Linked DNA regions of Homo sapiens: region 1 is linked to region 2. A link is a loop called in an ENCODE intact Hi-C map of the cell type or tissue named here. Cell type or tissue: heart left ventricle. All regions are shown on one strand. Each heading gives the region's core, and the rest is flanking DNA. Links, peaks and the distances in the headings are about the cores only.

What was found. Peaks named below come from ENCODE experiments on the same cell type or tissue, not always from the same donor. Only the 100,000 strongest peaks of a DNase experiment are listed, where the experiment ranks them.
Region 1: a loop joins it to region 2, with 3 times the contacts of the local background. A loop is called at or near these places in 14 of 110 quality-filtered maps.

The regions. Positions count from the first base shown.
Region 1 is chr5:149,266,867-149,272,237 of GRCh38, reverse strand. It overlaps AFAP1L1 (actin filament associated protein 1 like 1), which reads right to left and starts at 379. Exons shown (of 19, transcript NM_152406.4): 1 at 254-379. The coding sequence starts at 269. RefSeq lists an enhancer at 1-400. In heart left ventricle, for the core only: a CTCF peak has its summit at 3,077 (motif pointing right); a DNase peak (open chromatin) is centred at 487; H3K4me3 peaks cover 1,128 bases; H3K27ac peaks cover 2,559 bases.
Region 2 is chr5:149,432,426-149,437,796 of GRCh38, reverse strand. CARMN (cardiac mesoderm enhancer-associated non-coding RNA) reads right to left here. Exons shown (of 5, transcript NR_105060.1): 5 at 4,961-5,079. Among named protein-coding and RNA genes, the nearest start is that of MIR145, 4.5 kb to the right of the region's middle. RefSeq lists an enhancer at 4,000-4,500. In heart left ventricle, for the core only: a CTCF peak has its summit at 3,157 (motif pointing right); no DNase peak of the experiment used is centred there; H3K27ac peaks cover 1,508 bases.

The DNA.
Region 1 (5,371 bases), core at 166-5,165, 170 kb after region 2:
TAGCCTATGAAAACTCTGATTTCACACACGAGAGGCGAGTTGGCCCCAGGACACGGGCGTTGACACGCACCGGGTTGTCCCGGCAGCCGAAGGCACCTTTGCATAAGCGCCGCGTCTCCCAGTCCCCTCCGAGCGTTCCTCAGCCCCCGCCCCACCGCCCGCCTCTCTCCCTCCTCCTCTCCGGCTTCAGATCGTCCAGTCTCCCTTTCCCGCCCGGCGCCGCAACAAGTGCGGGCGTCGCGGCCCCTCTTACCCTGGCCTCGGTCCATGGCGCCGGCCCGGTCCCCGGGGAGCGGGCCGCAGGGCGCAGGGGCTCCGGCGCGGCTGGTAGCGGCCGGCGCGCTGCGCTCTCAGGCCAGCCCAGCGGCCGGCGCTCTCTGCGGTCCCCTCCCCCAGACAGGATGCTCGCCGGCAGCCCCCGCCCCGCCCGCGCCCGCGCCCGCCCCTCAGAGCCGCTCCCGGAATAGACCCGAGCACGCCTCGCCCCCTGGGCCGCAGCCCGCTGTCCCGTGGTGCCGCACACGCCCCGCCGCGCCCTGCCGCTCGCTCGCCCTCCGCGGCGCTCCCACTTGGGCTTGGAGGACCCTTTTCCCCGTCCGCACGCGTTCGTTCCCGCGCCCGCGCGGCCTGCCCCAGCCCGGACCCAGGAGGTGTGCGGCTTTGCTTGCACTCCGCTAGCGATGGGGTCTTACCACCGCACCCCTCAGCCGGCTCCATGCCGGAATGCGGAGACTGTTGGAGCGCGTTTTTATCCTAGGGAATCAAAACCCCCTTCCCTGCAGCCGCCACCCATTTCCTGGCTTTGGGCTTGTCTTCTCCATTCGCCGCGGGTCTTTCTTGAGCACCTTCTAAGCCAGACAGTGGGCCCGCGGCGATGCCGGTGCAATGTCAGTGGTGTTGCGAAAGAGGAGTTAAATAATAACAAAGATCTTCAGAAAGAAAAGCACCTGGGAAAGGGAGAAAGAGAGGCTTGCTGAAAGGTGGGCAAGGGCTTGGGACACTTTCAACTTTTGAGGTTCCTTGTGTACTAAAACGTGAAAACATAACGAGGATCTGGGAGAATTCAGAAAAAGAATAGAAAAATGAGTAACACGTGAAAACATGCAGAACAGGGTGATAAAAAATGTGGAAATGAATACTTTTAGCATACAAAATACAGTGCAATATAAGTGTACTTTTCGCAAGATTGTAGAAAATATTGCTATGACCAGTGTGGAACAGTAATGGGATCTAAGTTTAAAGCTGTATGAAGAATGTCAACTTCTTCACCTTATTAGTATATCCCTGTGAAAATAGGTCTCACTCATTTATACACAATATCAAATGTCTGACTTTAAGACCCTTCATAAAGTCCAGGACCAATTGTTCTCCTAGACACTGCTCCTCCCACCATGGGCCAGGCCATGGTTTTCAGCTTTGAGCTGACCACTGTTCCCTACTTAGAACATTCTGGAACAGGGAACAGCTACCACAGAGGTATGGAGGCAACAAAAGGCCTGGGAAAGACCCTCCTGTACTTTCCTGGACTGGGAATATTTTCTTTTCTTCTTTTTTTTTTTTCTTGAAAAGTCTCCCTTTGTCGCCGAGGCTGGAGTGCAGTGGCGCGATCTCGGCTCACTGCAACCTCTGCCTCCCGGGTTCAAGCAATTCTCCTGCCTCAGCCTCCTGAGTAGCTGGAATTACAGGCGCCCACCATCACTCCGGGCAAATTTTTGTATTTTTAGTAGAGACGACGTTTCGCCATGTTGGCCAGGCTGGTCTCGAACTCCTGACCTCAGGTGATCCACCTGCCTCGGCCTCCCAAAGTGCTGGGATTACAGGCGCCAGCCACCTAGCCTGGCCGGGAATATTTTCTCTATTGCTTTTATGGGCAAATTAAAATTAACATTTTCTTAAAATATTGCATCAGTAATTTAGTGTGTGTGTGTGTGAGCACTCAGACCAAATGTGATGTTGTGAACAGTGTATGAAAACTTGTGCATGGCTCTTGTTCTGTTAGTTTGGTGCAAAAGTAATAGTGGTTTTTGCCACTGAAAGTAATGGCAAAAAACGCTATTACTTTTGCTCCAATCTAAATACTACATAGTATAATAACTTTTCGTCAATGAGGTTTTCTTGCTCATCTGTGCTATGGGAAGCCTCATACTGTAAGTCCTCACAGGACTGTTGGTAGGGCAAATGAAATAATACAAACCCACTTTATAAACCACAAACAGCTATAAAATATGAGCCATTATTATTTTCTGAGTTCCTTTTTGTTGCTGTCCCCTTTTCCAATTTGAAAAGGTCAGTTTCAATTCTAAAGCAGCCAACCAACAATTTACCAGTGGATTAAGTTTTAAAAGTTTATTGTTTGAACTCTGAACACTTGGAAACAAGGCCATAAATTGTATTTTATTTTATTTTTTAATTATTATTATTATTATTTTTTGTATTTTAGTAGAGACGGGGTTTTACCATGTTGGCCAGGATGGCCTCGATCTCCTGACCTCGTGATCCACCCGCCTCAGCCTCCCAAAGTGCTGGGATTACAGGCGTGAGCCACCGCGCCCGGCCTCCCATAAATTGTATTTTAAGTTCTCAGGCTAGCTCACTAATTCTTCTAAAAACATAATATTTCATTTGAAATAATTTAGAAAAACAGTATGAAATGTTACTATTGCAAAAACAGACGGAGGCTTTTGTAAATATTTTTATTTTTATAATGTTTAAAAAAATATTTAAGATAGAGACAAGGTTTCACTATGTTGCCCAAGCTGGTCTCGAACTTCTGAGATCAAATGCTCCTCCGGCCTCGGCCTCCCAAAGTGCTAGGATGACAGGCATGAGCCTGTAGAGATGTTTAGAGAACTTTCAGAAACTTTCAAGGACTTTGGAGATATATTCAGAGAATTGGAACGAAAAAGTAAAAAAGGCTAAGGAAAATGGAATAATTTATGGAGTGGAATTAACTGAGCTGTGGTCTGGGAAGGATATAGAAATGGGAGAACACAGTCTGTGCACAGTTCTGAGAATCAACAAAAAATTGTTGCTGGCAAGGTATAGGGGTTCTGGTTTAAATAATTACCCATAATGTCCACTAGGTGGCAATGTTGACTAGTTGTCTACAGCTTGGTTGCTGTCAGAGTAACTGAGATGGATGAAAAAGTTATTTGCGGGTTTGGACAAGGAATAACTTTTTTTTTTTTCTGTATGTTTCCTTTAGTGAGTTCTATATTCCTCATAAAAACTAACAATCCACACTGCCCATAAATTCGCTTAGGCAATATTGATTGCACTCTGTGCAAGTTTCTATTGAGAGAAGAAATGCTAAGTAGGAATGATTCTCACCCTCAGGGAATCTACAATCTAGTAGAGGAGACAGACATGTATAAAATAATATAATATAAATTATTGTATGAAAAGTACCAGAGGAGAAATAAAGTGGTCTTGGAGTCCATCAGACAAAGTAAGACTTTTTTACTAATCATGGAGGCTGTAATGGATGACAGATATTTGGAAGGCAGGCAACTGAGAATGTGTAATGAGGAGATAACATTATGGGCAAAGAGCAGTGAGAGCAAAGACATTGAGCTCAAAGGCAGCAGGACGTGTCTGTGAAGCAGTTCAGGTTGGCTGGATCGTGGGTTATTGGGGGATAAGCATCAGGGCAAGGATAGGAATGAAGGTTGTGATACCTGCTTTTCTCTTCCCCTTTCCATTTCATTTTGAGTGCAACTCTCTGGCAAGGATTTTTAGAATCTGCCTCATATCTTCCTTTTCACTACCTACTTTGCTGACTTCCAAGTTTTCCAGGTTTGCCTGGATTTTGTCTAAAGAATGCTATGTGGGGAGCTCCAGCTCTGTAAGAAGGTATCAAATTTAGCCTTAGTGAACAATACCAGGAAGAAAGCTTTCAACTCCCTCCTGCTCCCTGTCTTGTGAAAACAAATGATACTCCCTAGTCTCATTCTTCGCTTATCAGGTGGAACTGGGAAACCCTGGGAAAGAAAAATTTGGAGGCTCAGGACTATTTGTTCCAGGGAGAGAAATATACTCTAGCCTCCTAACCTGTCACCTTACCTCTAGGGACTGTTTCCACCATGGCCAACAGAGCGACCATTCCATGATCCCAATCAGACCGTGCAACTACCCCCTTAAAAATATGTGATGGCTCCCCGGGCCCTCAGCGGAGAGTCCAGATTTCTTATTATGGTGTTTGGGGTGCCTTCTTCACTGAGCCTGCAGTGATCTCAGGAGACTTCAGGAAGAGTAAGAAAAACAACAGATGGGTGCTCAGATCTGGGTTCCTAAGTCAACTTCATTGCCGTGTGAATCTCAGTTCTTCCACTGGGTCAATAGTACATAATTTCTTATGTGCTTCTTTACCTATGCTTCCCTGTCCCCCACCAGACTGCAAATGCTGTGAGAGCGGGCGCTGTCTTACTCATTGCTAGATCCTTAGAATCTAGCACAGTGCCCAAACACCTAGTAAATGGTAATAGTATTTGTGGAATGAGTCAGTGAAAACATACTCAAGGGTGTGTAAGGCCTGCCAGTTTTGGCTTCTATTAATGCATGTGTCCTGGGGGTCCCATTTGTCCTCTGGGATTGTCGTATTTGCTTATTTATTTGCAGGGGGAAATGAACTTGTGACCAGGCCTTCTGGAGACATGCTGCTGTGCTGCCCAGCCCCTGTGTGCTGCTGTGGATGTGTGGCTTCTCCTTGGCTCAGGGCCCCTCTCCCATGCTCCTTTGTGTGGGGTGATCCCCAGAGCCCTCTGATCGGGTGTCTGCCTGATGCTGGCTGCAATGAAAACCTCTCTTGTTCCACTTAGCACAATGTTGCCATTATAGCCCCTATCCAGGGAAATGACACACGTCTGCTGGCCCACCCTGGGCCCCGGAAAGCAGATAGAGATCTCAGTGGCTGTTTCTGGGAGAAAGAGAAAGAGTTTCATGGATGGATGAAAACTCCTTCTTCCCATGCGCCTTCAGGTTTCTGCTCCAGGGCACGGGGCTCCTACTTGCATGGAGGCAACAGGGCTCAGCTTCCACAGTTGTTAAAACCAAGCCCAGTGGTTGTGTCTGAAGGAAAAGGAGCTTTTGTTTTATGCTGAAATGCTGCATGAAGCTTACTCCATCCCTTTGGATTCTTCTCCTTAAGCGAGATCTTAGGCTCCTGAAGCGAGGCTCGTGCCCTGAAGCACCTACAGGGCCGGGCAGGGAAGGGTGTGCAGGAAGCAGGCCATGCAAGTGGAGGGGCCACAGCAAAGCGGAGCCCTCTTGCTCCGTCTGAGGGGCCAGTCACCAGTCAGCTTGGAAATGGAGTGGCCAATCTTCAGCTTTTTCAGCAGAACCCAGAAATCTAGATTTCAGTGAGAAATCTCTT
Region 2 (5,371 bases), core at 180-5,179:
ATGTGTGGCGCCCCAGAAGATGGAAGAGACAGGGAAGAGAAGCTCCCCACAGCCTTGGGAGGAAATGTGGCCCTGCCCACGCCCGGATTTGAACTTCTGGCCTCTGGAAATGTGAGAGAATAAATCGCTATTGTCTGAAGCCACCCAGTTTGTGACAGTTTGTTATGGCAGCCACAAGACAGGAATACAGATGATATCTACATATGGTTAAGATGTCAAAATGATGCAAGAGTGGGTATTGAGAAGTTTGCTTTCATAGGTAAACACTTTTATTAGGTCCTTTTGTATTTTTCCTGGGTTTCTTTATATAGATATAAAAAAGTATACAAGAGGAATACATTTGCTTTCCCTCCCTGCCCCGTTTAGGAGTGATCTTTTAATTTTACTTTTTTTTTTTTTTTTGAGACAGAGTCTTGTTCTGTTGCCCAGGCTGGAGTGCAGTGGAACAATCTTGGCTCACTGCAACCTCCCGAGTAGCTGAGATTACAGGCATGTGCCACCCTGCCTGGCTAATTTTTGTATTTTTAGTAGAGACGGGGTTTTGCCATGTTGGTCTTAAACTCCTGATATCAAGTGATCCACCTGCCTCAGCCTCCCAAAGTGTTGGGATTACGGGTGTGAGCCACCGTGCCTGGCCAGGAGTGATCTTTTAAAATGTGTATCTGACGCTGTCAGTCACGCACTTAGATGAGATCCAAACTCCTCAAGTGGGCTACGCGGCTCCACCCAACCTGGCCTCTGTGCCCCTCTGACCCCATCCCATGGTCTCCTCTTGTCCTCTAGGCTCCAGCCCCACTGTCCTCCTGCATGAAGATCCCACTCTTTTTCTTCTTCTTCTTTTTTTTTTTGAGATGGAGTCTCACTCTGTTACCCAGGCTGGAGTGCAGTGGCGTAATCTCGGCTCACTGCAACCTCTGCCTCCCGGGTTCAAGCAATTCTCCTGCCTCAGCCTCCCAAGTAGCTGGGATTACAGGCTCCCGCCACCACACCCTGCTAATTTTTGTATTTTTAGTAGAGATGGGGTTTCACCATGTTGGCCAGGCTGGTCTCGCACTCCTGACCTCAGGTGATCTGCTTGCCTTAGCCTCCCAAAGTGCTGGAATTACAGGTGTGAGCCACTGCACCCGGCCAATCCCGCCCTCCTTCTGCCAGGTCTTGGTGCCATCCTTGCTCCTGCCTGGACCCCCCAGACCCTTCAGTCCCCACTGTCTTCCTGTAATTCCTACTGAAATTTCATCTCCCCCGAGAAGTCCTCCCTGAACTCCCAATTTAAAATAGCTCCTTTGTTTTTGGCTCTTCTTATCATACCACCCTGTTTACAAAGTGTGAATTCCTGCATTTCACCGAATGTATGCCAATATAAAATTGTCTTGATGATGTTTTATGTATTTTTCCTTCTACCTAATACTATAAATACATCTGTCTCTTTGTTTGTTCCTGTTCCCCGTACCCTACTCTAGACTGTAAATTGAACTGGAATCTGTTTTGTTCACCCCTCCATCCTGGGTGCTGGAAATGGTGCCTGGAACATAGCAAGCCTTCCATAAACATTTGTCAAATACATAAACGAATACTGAAGGCCAAGTACTTTATGGAAACCATGACATACACTAAAGAAAGAGTTCTTAGGTTTTCTCTAAAATAGCTCTCAAATAGCGGGCAGCATTTTGTGTGTGCATGTGTTATTCAGGACCACGGCATCCTATTTCACCTCCTTTGTGTGGGCCATTGAGCCATACCCTGCAGCCATTTCAGGGTGCCCTTCCTGCTGTCCCCTTCTCAGAGAGGCAGCTCTCAGGGAGCCTTGGGAACCTTTCTTTCTGAAGCAGAAAAAAAGTCTCTCTCCTGAGCCAACTTCTTCAGGGCACAGAAGGAGGTGGAAGATGGTGCCTCCAGAGGGGCTGCTGGTTCCAAGGCCAATGGCATCTTGGGATCCTTGTTGGGAACCCTGAGTCAATTCTGGTGGGTGACATCTCCCAGGGCCTTCTTCCTGGCCAGAGGCAGCTGGGGGATCTCCCATAGGCTGGAGGACCAGATTGAACACTGCTCTTACCAAGCTGGTATGGAAGGTGGCACCCTGGGTTTGCTTCCTGATGTAGCTACTTACCAGTTAGGGGGCCCTGGGCATGTTTCTAACACTTTGAACTTGTCCTCCATCTATAAGGACCAGAATATATACCTCACAGGTTGTTTGTTGTTCTATAAGGACCGGAATAGCCACCTCATAGGTTGATATCACAAATGAGATAATATGTGTAAAATAAATTAACAGAGCTGGGCACAGAGTTAAGGGCCCAACAAATTATCGTTACTTTTGTTATTATTATTATTATTTTTTGAGACAGGGTCTCATTCTGTTGGCCAGGCTGGAGTGCAGTGGTGTGATCACAGCTCACTGCAGCCTCCATCTCCCAGGCTCAAGCAGTCTTCCTGCCTCAGCCTCTAGAGTAGCTGGGACCACAGGTGCATACCACCACACTCTGCTAATTTTTGCATTTTTTTGTACAGACAGGATTTTGCCGTGTTGCCCAAGCTGGTCTCGAAATACCGGGCTCAAGTGATCCACCGCCTCGGCCTCTCAAAGTGTTGGAATTAGAGGTGTGAGCCGCCGCACCTGGCCATTATTATCTTAATAACAAGTATTGTCTGACCTCTCTGGCTCTTGTAAAAGCATAATGACAATATGCCTCTCATAGCAAGGATCAAATGAGGTCATGGGATGGAAAGTGCATTTTGTGCTGGGTTTGGGTTTGGTGGCTCACACCTGCAATCCCAGCACTTTGGGAGGTCGAGGTGGGAGGATTGCTTGATTGCCCAGGAGTTTGAGACCAGCCTGGGCAACATAGTGAAACCCCATCTCTACAAAATACTCAAAAAATTAGCTGGGTGTGGTGGTGCCTGTAGTCCTAGCTATTTGGGAGGCTGAAGTGGAAGGATTACTTAAGCCCAGGGTGTGGGGGCTGCAGTGAGCCGTGATTGTGTCACTGCACTCCAGCCTGGGTGACAGAGTGAGACCCTGTCTCAAAAAAAATTAATTGAAAGTTCATTCTGAAATGCAAAATCCTACAGAAATGTGTTAGGTAATAGTCCCTGATAACATTAATCATAGAAAGTCTTTGTAAGCAAGGAAACGTGTCCTTTCAGGGAAGACCACAAGAGGGCACCCTCTCCCCCTGCCAGTGCCATGCCTCATCACCCACTACTCCAGGAGGGTCTGGTCCACCCCTCCCTGTAAGTAAAAGGAGGTACAGCTCCTCCATCTGGGAAGAGCCTGGGCCCTAGGCTCTGTCCTGGGGACTTTTCGCTGGACTTGTCACATGGGGTGCCCATTCCTTCTCTATAGAATGGAGGCCCATGTGGTGGCATTGAGGGATGTGTTTGAAAGTGTTGCTACTTATAGAGCTGTGCTCAGAAATGGTCTCAACCCTGCATTTCTGCACGTGGGGTGCAGGATCTCATATTTACATGCGATGATGGAGTTTCTTCTCCAATGCAGGAGTTCTCTGGCTGTCTTTTTCACAGCTGTCTCTCCAGCCTCAAGCACAGGTAGGCATGCGTAAGTGCTTTAGTGGCACTGGGTGAGTAAAGAGGCTGCTCCTTTACCTGGATATTTACCATTATTCCTGCCCACTTCCAACCCCGATACCCCCAGGAATCTCAAACCACAGCGTGCCACCTGTCTGTGGGATTCGAGAAGCCCCATCTGACCTGGTGATCCATTCCCCAAGCATGTGGAAAGGGAGTTCTGGAAGGAACCATGGCAAGGACAAGGACTGTGAGCTTTGAGAAAGCCCCAGTGTCTGGTTGGGTCCTGTTTCAAAGCTGAAAAAGGAAGAGGTGCAGTGGCCAGTGGATGGGGCCTGGAGTGCCCCGGTCTGTCCCTGCACTCCCTCCCTGGGCTCCTTGGTGGCCTGTGGCCTTGTGGAATCTCAGGCCCCTCAGTAGGGAAGTGCTGCTACCCAGGCCTCCTCTCAGCTCCTGGGATGCACAAGAGAGATGCGGGGACGCCCTTTGCATTTGAGGATCATCAGGTGAGAGGCAGTTGATATGGTTTGGCTCTGTGTCCCCACCCACATCTCATCTTGAATTGTAATCCCCAGGTGTCAAGGGAGGGGCCTGGTGGGAGGTGATTGGATCATGAGGGCAGTTTCCTCCATGCTGTTCTTGTGAGAGCTGGTGAGAGTGAGTTCTCATGAGAGCTGATGGTTTTAAAGTGTGGCACTTCCTCGCTCTCTCTCCCCGCTGCTGCCATGTAAGACGTGCCTTGCTTTCCCTTCCTCTTCTGCCATGACTGCAAGTTTCCTGAGGCCTCCCCAGCCATGCAGAACTGTGAGTCAATTAAACTTCCTTTCTTTATAAATTACCCAGTCTCAGGTGGTATTCTTTATAGCAGTGTGAAAACGGACTAACACAGTGGTTTTTCAGGTGGTGTTTTTTTTTCCCCTCAAAATATGGCAGTTTGGAGGATCACGCCAAGGCAGATAACCATGTGAAAAGTGTCCTCATGTGCTGGCCACGCTGCCTATGGCACAGCTAATGTCCAGTGTTACTGCAGGGCCTGGCTAATGTCCAGAGGCCACTGTGAATCCAAACACCTGTGTGAGATGTGAACTGGCTTCACATTTCACACTCTTTCTTATTTGACCTGGTCAGTCACACCATTGTGACTGACAGAGAGGGGTTGCCACATGGCTAGATCCCAAGTGCCCCAAGAAGCCCTCACTGAGCTTCAAGGGACACTCTCCATCCCCTAACCCTCCATACCAGGGAAGCATCCCCAGACATGGCTGCTTCCTGGGGCCTCCAACTGCCAGGATGTGGGTCCTGACTGCTATCTATGTGGCCTCCCAAAGTGGCTGTGTGGAGCCACTTGGGGGTGTTCAGCTGGGCCTGTCAGGTTCTTTCCCTGCCTTCGCCACCTCCCCCCTTCCCCAAATTCCCAGAAAGAAACAGGACAGGAGCCAAGGGCTGGAACTTTATTATTGTCACAGAGCACAGGAGAGACCGCTTGGGTCTCAATGAAGGTTTGCTTTTCCTCTTCTCCAGGGGAAGCTACTGCAAGAAGGCCCACCAGCCAGGCTAGGTCAAATGGGGTTGGGGCCACAACATGATAGTTAAACCCATAAACACAGACTTGATTCGATCCCAGCTTCACGACTTCTTAGCTGTGTGACCTTAGGTAAGTCTGTTAACCTCTCTCAGCCTTGGCTTTGTGGAGTGGAGTGAAGAGCAGGGCCTGCTTCACTGGGGTGTTATCAGGATGGAGGGGGACAAGGCCTATGAAAGTGTTTAGCACAGCGCCTGGCAGATCGTGACCAGTCACGGAGTGGAAGCTATCATGATCAAATCTGATTTCTCCACGGTCAGGCCA